2 separate regions of the Homo sapiens genome follow, and region 1 is linked to region 2. The links are chromatin contacts, found by Hi-C or POLR2A ChIA-PET in ENCODE. All regions are on one chromosome and are shown on one strand. The core of a region is the stretch at or near the end of the contact, and the rest is flanking DNA. Distances in the headings are between cores, read along the strand shown. Region 1 overlaps LINC02223 (long intergenic non-protein coding RNA 2223). Region 2 holds the start of BASP1-AS1 (BASP1 antisense RNA 1).

Region 1 (5,193 bases), core at 864-3,363, 710 kb before region 2:
TGAATGACTGCTACTCAGTACTTATAAACTCTAAATGGCACATTATTCTTCACTTAAACAGCCCTTGCAGGAGCTTCTCATTGTCTTTGAGATGAAATGCATGCACTTCAGCCTTCTACACAGGACCCTCTCACATGGGGCATCTGTGCATCTCTATGGCTTTATCAATTACTACCCCCAACCCTATAATTTACAAGCCAATTTCAGTTTTCCACATATTACCTGGTGATATTCTGCATCTGTACTTTTATTTATGATGTTCCCAATTCCAGAAACTCTAGTTCTATACTTGTCCTTCTTATAAACTTTTCATTCATAAAGACTGCAAAAAAACTTCAGCTTCCTCCAAGACAGTTCCTGGTGTTTCCTGCCCCAACCACAGAACCCCTAAGAAATTATGTTATTATAAAACCATGTGATAATGTTGAGGTTGTTTATTTTCTTGATATCTTTCCAAATAGATCAACTTTTCTGAAAGCAGAGATCAAGTTTTATTTATGTATGTGTTCCTAGGATGTTCAATAATATTGGTTATACAGAAAGTATCAAATAAATAGTTGTTAAATTGTTGTTAAAATTTCCAATAGGGGACATTCAGTGAAAGTCCACTGCATAAAAGCACAGTTGATTGTAAAATGGTACTCAAGGAAAAAATGTTCAAGTTTAGCTACAAGAAAAAGACACAAGAAATAGTGTAGGAAGCCAGGCAACAGGGTTCCGGAAGAAACACAAAAATCAAAGATGACACCAGACCTCTAACTTCTCCCTAACTGTGGACACTTCTCCTAACAAACAGTATCTACTTCTTAACATTTATCTATGAATAAACTCTTTATCTTCATTATTGCTATGGTCTGAATGTTTATGTTCCTCTAAAATTCATATGTTGAAACCTCACCCCCAAGGTGATAATATTAGGAGGTGGCAACTTTGGGAGGTGGTTAAATCATGAGGTCATGTGATATGATTATGTTATTGTCAAATATCTTTGTTTCTAACAACTTTGGACACTTGAACTTAAAAACTCTGTTTAGGAGTATTTACCACAAATGTAATAGAAACAGTTGATACTTTGAAGATTAAAACAAATCATAATAATAATGCTAATATCAGATATAATAATCATAATTGCTACCATGTACTAAGTGCCTACCACATATGATAGGTCCCATATCAGACACTTTATCTTTAACCTTCATAAATAAAATGTAAGTAGCATTTTTTCCACTTTAAAGCTAAGGAAAAAGAAAACAACACAGATAAATTAAAGAATTGGATCTCAGCTCAGGTCTATTTGAGGCCAAACTTGTGCTCTTAAGAATACAAATTGACATAATATAACAGAACTAATTTAATATAAAGTGGATAGCTTTGAGATGGTAAAACTTGAAAAACAAGGATAAGAGTTACATTTGCAGCATTTAGTCCCAAGAGGCAAGATTTCTGAGGAACACACTGAACTGGATTTCTTCTTGCCATTTACTGCTGGCATTCACTTCCGTTTCATTTGCTTTAAGTGTTGTATTTCATTTCAAATTGCTTCCACTGTTACTAAAAATGAATTTAGAGCACAGAGGAAAAAAATACAGACAAGTTATTTCCAGTTCCTTAGATGAGATTTTCAGGGCTTCTGTCATTTGAAAGCAGAATCTTTTCTTTTGCTACTCTTAGAGGTAATTATATAACTAATGATTAGAGTGATTGTGGCTTTTCTTACTGGTTGGGAAATTGCCCTCATAATCTTGTACCACTCTAACCCACCAGTCTCTCAAAATCTTCTCCACGGAATCCAGCAGATAAAAAGATTTAAGAGTAATCATTTGTCACCTTTGCTTTAAAAATTAGACTTATAAATGGAAAACTCAGTTTTTGTAAAGAGCTGAGGTTTTTGTTTTTGTTTCTGAACAAAGACCGGGATTTAATAGCATACAGTCGAAAAGAAAAGGAGAACATCCTCTGTAAGGCTGAGGTTTCCCCAACCACAGTAGCAGAAATGGACATTAAGGCCACCTAAAAGGGAACTTTAACAGAAGGGAGGGAAGGTCAGAGCTGTGACTCAAGCAGCACGCCAGAGCTGGTTCTGGGAAAATGACCAGCTGTGGCTGGAAGCCCAGGCTGGACCAGCCATCCTGGATTAGAAACCATGCTTTGGGGAAAATGTCTGAACATGTAAGCATTAACCAATGAGCCTGACCTGAGAAATCCAAGTATGAGCCTCTCCACATTCCAGGCAGGGACTGTGCCAACCTGTGTGTGTTAACCACACACTGGATTACATGGAGCAGCTTGCAAGAGAGACATGTTATGGCAGCAACAAGAACAAAAACAGGCAAAAACCTGATTTCACTTGTGCACTGAGTGAATTCTACAGTTTGTCCTTAAATAAAATTGGGACTCTGGAATGGGTAGTTGGTATTGAGTAAGTCTCTGAATTATCTTAACAAGTCATGCAGGCAGTGAGGGATTTCTTTAGAAAGATGCTGGACTTCCTCCTAATCTGAAAAATGGGGTCCCTACCAGTTTTAATTTTGAAATGAGAGATATGTTCATATTAGCACTCCAATCTGTTAATGTGTGTTATACCAGTTGCATATACATTTCTGCTAATTGAGTAAGCTGAATACAGCTTCTCTATTACATTATATGCAACCAATTCTAATTTATGATTTGCATGTATTGTGTTAGAGGGAGTAGATCCTCCCTAACCAATGAAATTAAGATTGCAGAGTCCAGAATTGGCAAAATGAAGCAGAAGTACCCTTAGAGAAATCTGCTTTAATAAGGCTTATTTTAGTCTGATTGTGTTACACATTATCAACTCACAATTTTCATAACACTGAGAAGCTCTTATTTCAAGTTGATCACATGTTGATGATCTTAAACAAATTATTATTTCCTTCAGTTAACCAAGATGAAATCCTCACATCAGCACTCTCAAATTATTGTAAGCTGAATGATTGTGATATATATTATATCCCAGGTTCATAATGCAATTGTTTTTATAAACATAGGTTTATGACTTTATATTTTGGGAACCGTAATATTTTTTGTAATGTCTAACTGTAGCATTCTTTTAGGAATGCACAGCAGTGTAACTGTATATTTCAAAAGGTAGGAGTACTAATTAGAGCTTTAAATGTAAGTTGAGTATCTGGACCTTATTGAGGATTGTGCTGCCTTCTTAATTCTACATAATATTTATGTACTACGCTACATATTTTCAAACCACTCTTCTCATTGATGACTTATTCAATCTCACTATCAGTGAACATTGAAAAGGGTAAGCATAAAACCCCCAACTGAGGGATTATAGAAAATAGTAGCTTCCCGAAAATCAATAGATATGAACATACATCTTGATCTTTTTGGAGATTATTTTTTAGGAGGTATAATCTTCACAATTTCTCTGGCTTGACATCTAGACTTTCATAAGCTCCAAGAGTTCAGAGGGACTGGGGTCTTCATCGCATTGATCAGTTTATTACCCAACAGTCCCAAAGTCCTCCTAAAATTAGTCCTTTGGCAGAAGTACATCCCAACTCCATTAGTGCTAGACAAAAAGCACTAGGTAAGTTATCATGTACAGCCCCTCCTCCCAATAGACCTAGAATACTGTATTGATCTCTGCTTGTTGAGTGGAACAACAAATATATTTATTCCTCAATGACGCCAAAAATCTAGTTTTGTGCCTAGACACCAGGTTTCCAATATTTAGAAGAATTAAGACCATTTGCTCAACTGTCCAGACAATTTAAAACAAAAAAAAAACAAGGAACACATTCTTGACTTTGTGTTCCTCTACATTAACTAATTAATGCATTAATTAATTTTAAGTTTCCATATTGGCCTCTCTCAGCAAATGAGGTTAATTTGTGAAAATTCTCAGGAATCTCCAAGGCTAAAGCACCAGTGTAAGCAGGTTTTCTGCCTGATGTTTCTGGGTGCTTACCAATCAGTAGCACTTCCGTTAACTGCCAACTGATACGTGAGTGCTGTAAACCAGACACATGACATCCCACCTTCCATCCCACAGCATTGTTTGGCTGCAAGACATGGAGCTTGGCCGCTGACTCCTCTCAAGACTTCTGGAAAATAAGAAAAAATAATCAAAAAAAGCAAAAATCGAGGGTAGCCTGATTTAATCTGGGATGGATTTCAGGTGCTGCAGAGGTAAGAAAATATGACCCTGTACCTAGTAATCATATCTTTAATAGATTACACTTTTGAAATTTAGTATTTGTTAATTTGAAATGAACAGTGTATTTTTCACCTATTCCACTATCAGGGGTACATTGATATCTCCGTCTCTTTAAATTCATCATATTAGCATTTTCCAAAGCAGTGATCATACATCCAAATTTATCTCTTTCTCTAATAGAAAGAGATTTGTACGGTCAAATGTCCTACTAACACCGATTCAATCTGAAAAAGTAATCAGAGTTAAGTGTCTGTATCAGGAAATAAAAAAAATTAATTCCTCTTCAATTGCAAATTTCCATTTCCATTACCTCAAAGACAAGCATATCACTTGTTTATATCTAGTAAAGCACATGGGAATTGCTGTCTTGAAGGATAATTAGGAATATAATAAAATTTTGTTTTTGTAATACATAAAGAGAAAGAAAAAAATGCAAAATGCAAAACAGAAGTAAAGTTTCGACAAAGGAACCAAAGGTGAGAAAAAGATAGGGCTGGGAGATGATTCATGGAGCTGCCATTTCTGCACAGCTGAGCAAAAGGCACTGGCAACTTCTTCAAGGAAACTTGTCCAAGGTATTTGCAAAGATGTTTCTGGACAGGAAGCAGATTTGCTTAGATTCCAAATTTCTAAAGTTGGAGTCCTCCTCCCATCTCCTGACATGTTCCAGGGTGATAAAAGTAACATCTCTGTCCAAAGGCAGATTTGTTTTCTGACCTGAAAATTTGTTTCTGATTAGAATTATAATGTCTCTCTTCAGAGAGAAAGATAGGCAAATGTGCTTGTGGTCCCCTCATGAGGTTGGAGAGCTTTCTAAGCTCAGTGTTCTTCAGGCATAACCACAACCCACTGTGTGAGCAGCATTCACCTGGGCCTGCTCCGCATCACCTTCTTTGGGACTGGGAGGACAAGAGGAAGTGATGCAAGCCTAAGTCTCATGCTGTCTATTGTGCCATGAGCAAGAAACAGTCTAACTCCACTTAGGCTCACTGTCG
Region 2 (5,647 bases), core at 2,996-5,495:
ATTAGAGAAAATTTGATATAACAATAAAGATTCCATGCCCATTTTCAGAGAATATTCAAGTTGTCTATATATCTACTCAGTGTTTTTCCCCAGCAGTTACCTGGTTTCCAGGGTACCAGCTAAGACCATCATTAAGAAGAGAAAGAAGATGTGAAATAAGTAGGTACAAACTACATTAAGATAAAGGTCTGGACAAATCAACGCATTTCTTTCAACAGAATCAGATACCAAGGGCAATTGCTTCTGACAAATAATAGTTCACAGGTCTTCTTTGGATATTTAAAAAAAAAAAAAAAAAAAACATTTACAAGAGATCACAAAAATAAGACAGAACAATTTTATAAATCTTTTATTTAGTAGGCATTGTTTATTCCAGCTTGTAAAGTTCAGTAGTGCTTGATGTAAGTTTTTAAGCCTGTGGATGAACGTCTTAGCTTAATGCTCCAGGTACACTGGGATAAATGGGAAGTGAGCTTATTAATAGACTTGCTAGGCTTTCCCTTTCAAACACATATTTAGAAAGACAGAAATTGATTATGTTCCAAAGACCAGTATCAAAGCACTATAAAATAATATTCTATACCAACCAGTTTGATTTCAAGTTATTCATAAGATTTTAGAGTGTGTATAAACAAGTATGTGTATGTGTACATGTGTATATACATGACACCTTGTTTTTAAAAATGGGTGTGGATTTTGCAATTTTTACAAAACTACCGTAAATAACACAGACATCCATTTTAGAGTGATCAAATCTCCTCCAAATGAAAGTTTCTCTCTGATGTCATACTCCGCTTGACCATGAAATGAAAATGGCTTCAAACTGTTCTTAATTGTGAAATTAAAAAATAAAGAGACAGAACGCATCACCTCTTGCACCATAAGATCCAGGAGGATTATGGATCCTAGTAAATCCAGGATTATGAAGAGGCCTCCAAGGATAGACAGCCTAAATGTTTAGGGCTCTCCCATTGGACCTTTAAACTAGGGTGATGTGGGGAGATAAGGTTCTCTTCTACACGTCACAATGGCAGACTGAGTACCAGTTAAAGAACAGAAATGCCACTGTCATTGTTGGTGCTTTTTATCAAAAGGCTCAATTTCTCTATCTGCTAAAGCTTGGCAAAAAGCTAGCTGGCTAAAAGAATAAGCGAACTGATAGAAATATTTTAATTCTGTAATAATTTTTAAAAATCGATTTAAATATTATCTCACTCAAAAACCTAAGATTTACTGAATTGGGGACATGCTGGTATATATTTGCTATTGAATTTGTTCTATATTCCAACATACCCCTCGCCAAAAACACAACCTAAAGGAAAAGAAAAAAGAAAGAACGTAGCTCTCTAAATCATAATAACCTACTCAATACTAAGGAGTACAGAGGGTACAATCCATGCCACCTAGAAGACAGCTAGACAGCCACCGTAGCCAGTAGATGGGCCCTGATATATTAAACGTGGTCAATATCAAGTTCTCATCAAAAAGGACAAAAGAGATGATTTCCATTGCTGCCACGCGTTATTCCACCAGGATGTACTGACAGTACTTAAGCATAAAACCCTATTAAACATAACCTACCACTGCAAAAAATATCATATTTGGCTCCTATTTAATATACACAATAAGTCCCTTTTTGTGTGGTAAAAACAAACTACCTGAAAATAAATCTAAATGGCCATAACCTGGAAAATAGATCATCTGAAAGAAAATCAGCCATCAAAGGTATATCATGGCTTCTGTTAGGTAATGGGGAAAAAGGAATCATTGCGAACCTAATCAACCAGCTTCACCCCAACGACTGCCTTCTTTCTGCCCCCATCAGATTTCCATCTGGACGCCATTCGCCTTTTGGAATCCTTAATGAAACAATGAGTTCGGAGTCCAGAGAAAACAGAAAGGGTTAGGATCCCGACAAGGTAATCGTTTTCTTCTCTCCGGTTTTTGTAGGCCATCTTGTTCGAATAAACGCCAAGATGTCTTAATTTTCCCCAGGTGGTGTCACTGGAGGCAACGCCCACTGACAGTTTTGAGGCCACCTTCCCTTAATCAAATGACCAAAAAAGATCTGTCAAACGGTTAATTGATGCAAATTAAGAAAGCCACCCTCACTGCAGTAAGATATGTTACAGGAAAAAGAACAATGAACAGTACTAGAAAGGAAAATAACAGTGTGCGGGTACAAAATATTTAATCCACAATTTGCCTTCATCCTCATCAAGGCAAATCTTAATTTTGGTCAATTGAAATCAGCAAGAAAGCAAAAGATGAGAGACAGCCTGGAAAAGAAGAAACACACACACAGGCGGGAAAAACTGTCATTGGTGTCCAAGGGTTTCCCGCAACATTTAGGGCAAACGCCTTTGTTCCTCGGCTCGGGAGGGGAGTGGGTGGCTGGATGATGGAGATGGGATGGGGCTGCCGGGCCCTCCACACCCTGCTCTCCGGCGCATGCGCGAGGCCAAGACAAAGGAATAGGTAATTACAGTCCCGATTCATTCATTTTGCCTGCAGTATACTGGGGGTCTGTTGGCCCGGGCTGTAATCCCGGGAGGTGGGGGTGGGGGGTCGGTCCACAACCCTATAGCAGAAGGCCATTTCGACGCTAGTGTTGGGTTTTAGCCCGCCCCACAGTGCGAGTGGCCGCGGGGGAGACAGAGGTGTTGTCAACCTGTACAAGGTCCTAAAAAATGCACCCATGTGTGCTGTGCTAATTTCAGCAGAGTGAGAATTACATGGGCAAGGGCTGTCCACCGAGTTCGTTTCAAGGCGGAAATGTCTCTGGGGACGCAGATAAGGAGCCTGGCCAAGCGTTCGATGAATATTCATGAAAAGAATGCGGTTTGCAGCCGCGCATTGTGCGTGCGATCGGATCCAGGATTCCGCAATTTTTATTTTTCTGGAAATGGAGGGGGGACGGGGGCGGGGGGAGCAGGAACCGGGCGCCGGGTTTCAGCTTTAGCGCTTTGGGCAAAAGCTGCTCAACCCCAACCCTACGCTCCCAGCGGGGCTGAGCCCAGTTAGGGCCGCGCGCTGTCAGGTTCAAGCCCACACCCCCCGGGCCCGGGCCGGGGCCGGGACCCAGGGCGGAGGCGCCTGGCGCATTCTTGGAACCAAAGGCTCGAAAAAACAAACTGCTCCGAGGCAGCCCACGGGTTCGTAGGAAGGCAATTCCGCCACTGACGAGGCTGGGGCTCCGATCTGCTCGGGAGGTGCTTCTGAGTGCACGTCGCCGTGTGAACCTCGTATTCCTTGGCCCCAGAACCAAGATCCAGGAGTCCCATGGGTCGAGAAAACCCGTTTGCCAAAGCAAAAAGCCACCCACTTCCTTCTGATCGGGCCAGATTCCCCATCTTCTTTCTCCCCGGACTCCCGCCCCACCCCACCCCCACCCTCCATCTTTGGCTGCTGCGCCCCTCGCCCCGAGCGCTTTCTCCCAGGCTGGTAAGGGCTCCGATGACGGAAGCGCTCCCTTCAGCCCACAGAACCGTCTCCCCGGGACTCAACGCACTGAGGGGGTTTCGCATTCGGCAATTCCTCCCGTCACCCGCAGCTCCTCTCCCCGACAGCCCCCTCCCCCCAGCTCCGTTTACCAACCTCGCCGCCCCCCTCACCCCTCCACCATGCGAGCGGCTGAAGCCTCCCACTTCTGGGCCCCCCATCACCCGGGATCCCCGAAGTGCGACGGAGCCCTCACAGAGGGACCCCAGGCCCTTGCCGTCCAATCCGGGCCCACATCCCTGCTGCCCGCTGCATGAAGGGAGAGCCCGGGGGCTGCGGGGCGGGGCGCGGCGCGGTGGGGGACGGAGGCCCCCGGGTCCGCGGCGGCGCGGGGCCACCGGGCGCGCCTCCTTACCGGCTCTGGGTGCCTATGCAGCCCCTGAGTTAGCGCGGTGCCGCCGAGAGGCCGGGGTCGCTGGCGTCGTCTGGCTGGTGCCTGGCCGCTGGCGGAGGCTCTCTCCCGGCTCGACGGCGGAGCCCGGAGCGAGGAGCCAGTTGGAGCGCTGCCGCCGCCGTCGTCGCCGCTGCCGCTACTGCCGCCGCCGCCGCCGCTGCAGCCTCTGCATTTCTCGCGCTCGCTCCCCCTCCCCTTCCTGCCCAGTGCCCTCCCCCCGCGCGTCCGCCCGCCCAGCCTCCCTCCTCCCGCGCTCCCCGCCCGCCTCTCTCCCCTCCCTCCAGCCCGGCGCCCCGCCCGTCTCCCCTCCACCCCCTCCAGCTCCATCTCCCCACCCCCTGCACTCCCTCTGCTCCCCTCCCCTCCTCCGGCGCAGACCCTCCCCTCTCCCCTCCAGCCTGGACACGCCCGCCTCCCCTTGACTCCCCCCAGCTCTGGGCCCCCACCTCCCCTCCCCTCCAGCACAGTCACCCCCATTTCTCTCCTATCCGCCATCCTGGTTCCTCCCTTCCCCCCACCTCCCAACTCTGTGCCCCGCCAACGTTTCCTAAATGCCCTCTATTCAGATCCCCCCTCCGCCTCCCCTCTCCTCTCCTCCATTCCTGCGTCCCCCTTCCCCCGCCGCGCCGCCTGGGCTGTCCGTGGACTTCTCCCACTCTCTCACTCTCTCACTCACTCTCTCTCTCTCTCTCTCTCTCTCACTCTCTCTCTCTCTCTCCCCCTCATTTATTTGGAACCGTTGGATAAGAAGTGCTCGGGCTCTCGCTCAGACTTAGGGAGCTGCCTCGAGGTGATGAATGACACCCCCTGGCACCAGCTACCCTTCTCAGACCCCAGTCCAGCCCGCTCCCGACGTCGACTACGATTCCGCTACCTCGGCTGGCAGCGAGGTTGGGGTGAGCCCCAGCTGCAGGCGCGTCTGGGCTGCGCCGCTGCAAACGAGTTGCGCACCTTGGGCGGCTCCGCACCTGCACCCGCACCCGCGGGGCTCAGCCCCGAAGGCTGCAGCTTCGGGGGAGGCGCGGTCGCCGAGGTCCAGCTGGTGGGGCGAGAGACGTCGCCCCTCGGAGGATGCTCTCGGAACTTGGGAGAGGAAGGAGGGAAGAGAAGAGGGGAAAGGGGCCGTCGATGTTTTTGATGTCTGTGCTTTAATGGAGGCCACCAATATTGAGAAGACGGGGTTGGCCGAGGCAGCCCGCACGCTGCTGCTTGCGAGCGCTCGAGTCAAAGCTAGGGCCAACCGCGGCTTGTCCGGGTGCCCTAAGGGGGCGGACACTTGGTTTAGCACCGGGACACAGAATAGCCACCGGGGTAGGAAGATGCGTTCACTTTGCTTACCTGTTGGCAAGAGGGACATACAAAAATAACGTAACGTGACATCGTTGACAACGGTAGCTCTTTGATTACACAAAAGCCAATTTTACCTTCCCGCAAAAGCCAGTTGACGCCTTTGGAACTTTTATTTGCGGCATTTTGGCGCCCTCTGGCTGTGTTTGGATCGCTTTCATGCTCGCCTGCGTCCCAGCCAAGAAAAAATCGATGGAGCTGCAGGTTGTCCTCAGGATGGTTCTGCCCTCAGGACCTGGGCGTGAATTCAGGGACAGGGTGGCCCTCCAGAACCGGAGTGACAAACTGTAACCATACTTAGGGAGGCAGACGTCAAAGGCAAGTACATCTGTATTCAACTGGGTAAAGGTAAGTGCATTTTCACTTAACAGGAAAATTAACTTATCGTAACTTTAACGTACATAT

The links. A loop is a pair of places that touch in the nucleus more often than their neighbours do. ChIA-PET counts read pairs that join two places held with the same protein, here RNA polymerase II (POLR2A). Pooled maps may share reads with other maps.
Region 1: a loop to region 2 is called in a map of aorta, with 4 times the contacts of the local background. The contact joins the enhancer-like site here to the promoter of BASP1-AS1 in region 2. A Hi-C loop is called at or near these places in 4 of 168 maps with a recorded cell type or tissue (GM12878, aorta, chondrocyte and 1 more), 7 of 37 single-sample maps with no recorded cell type and 11 of 50 pooled maps. POLR2A ChIA-PET finds 5 or more read pairs at or near these places in 2 of 52 experiments (Panc1 and activated B cell).

What each region holds. Positions count from the first base shown.
Region 1 is chr5:17,925,716-17,930,908 of GRCh38, reverse strand. LINC02223 (long intergenic non-protein coding RNA 2223) reads right to left here. Exons shown (of 8, transcript NR_134286.1): 7 at 3,950-4,085; 8 at 420-1,551. Among named protein-coding and RNA genes, the nearest start is that of LINC02223, 120 kb to the right of the region's middle. Within about 2 kb of position 2,113, at least 2 of the 41 ENCODE cell types and tissues checked have a DNase peak (open chromatin) inside an H3K27ac peak, as active enhancers do.
Region 2 is chr5:17,216,020-17,221,666 of GRCh38, reverse strand. BASP1-AS1 (BASP1 antisense RNA 1) reads left to right here and starts at 4,245. Exons shown (of 3, transcript NR_027253.1): 1 at 4,245-5,590. BASP1 (brain abundant membrane attached signal protein 1) reads right to left here and starts at 4,036. Exons shown (of 2, transcript NM_006317.5): 1 at 3,857-4,036. RefSeq lists an enhancer at 2,136-2,916 and silencers at 2,951-3,270, 3,761-4,240.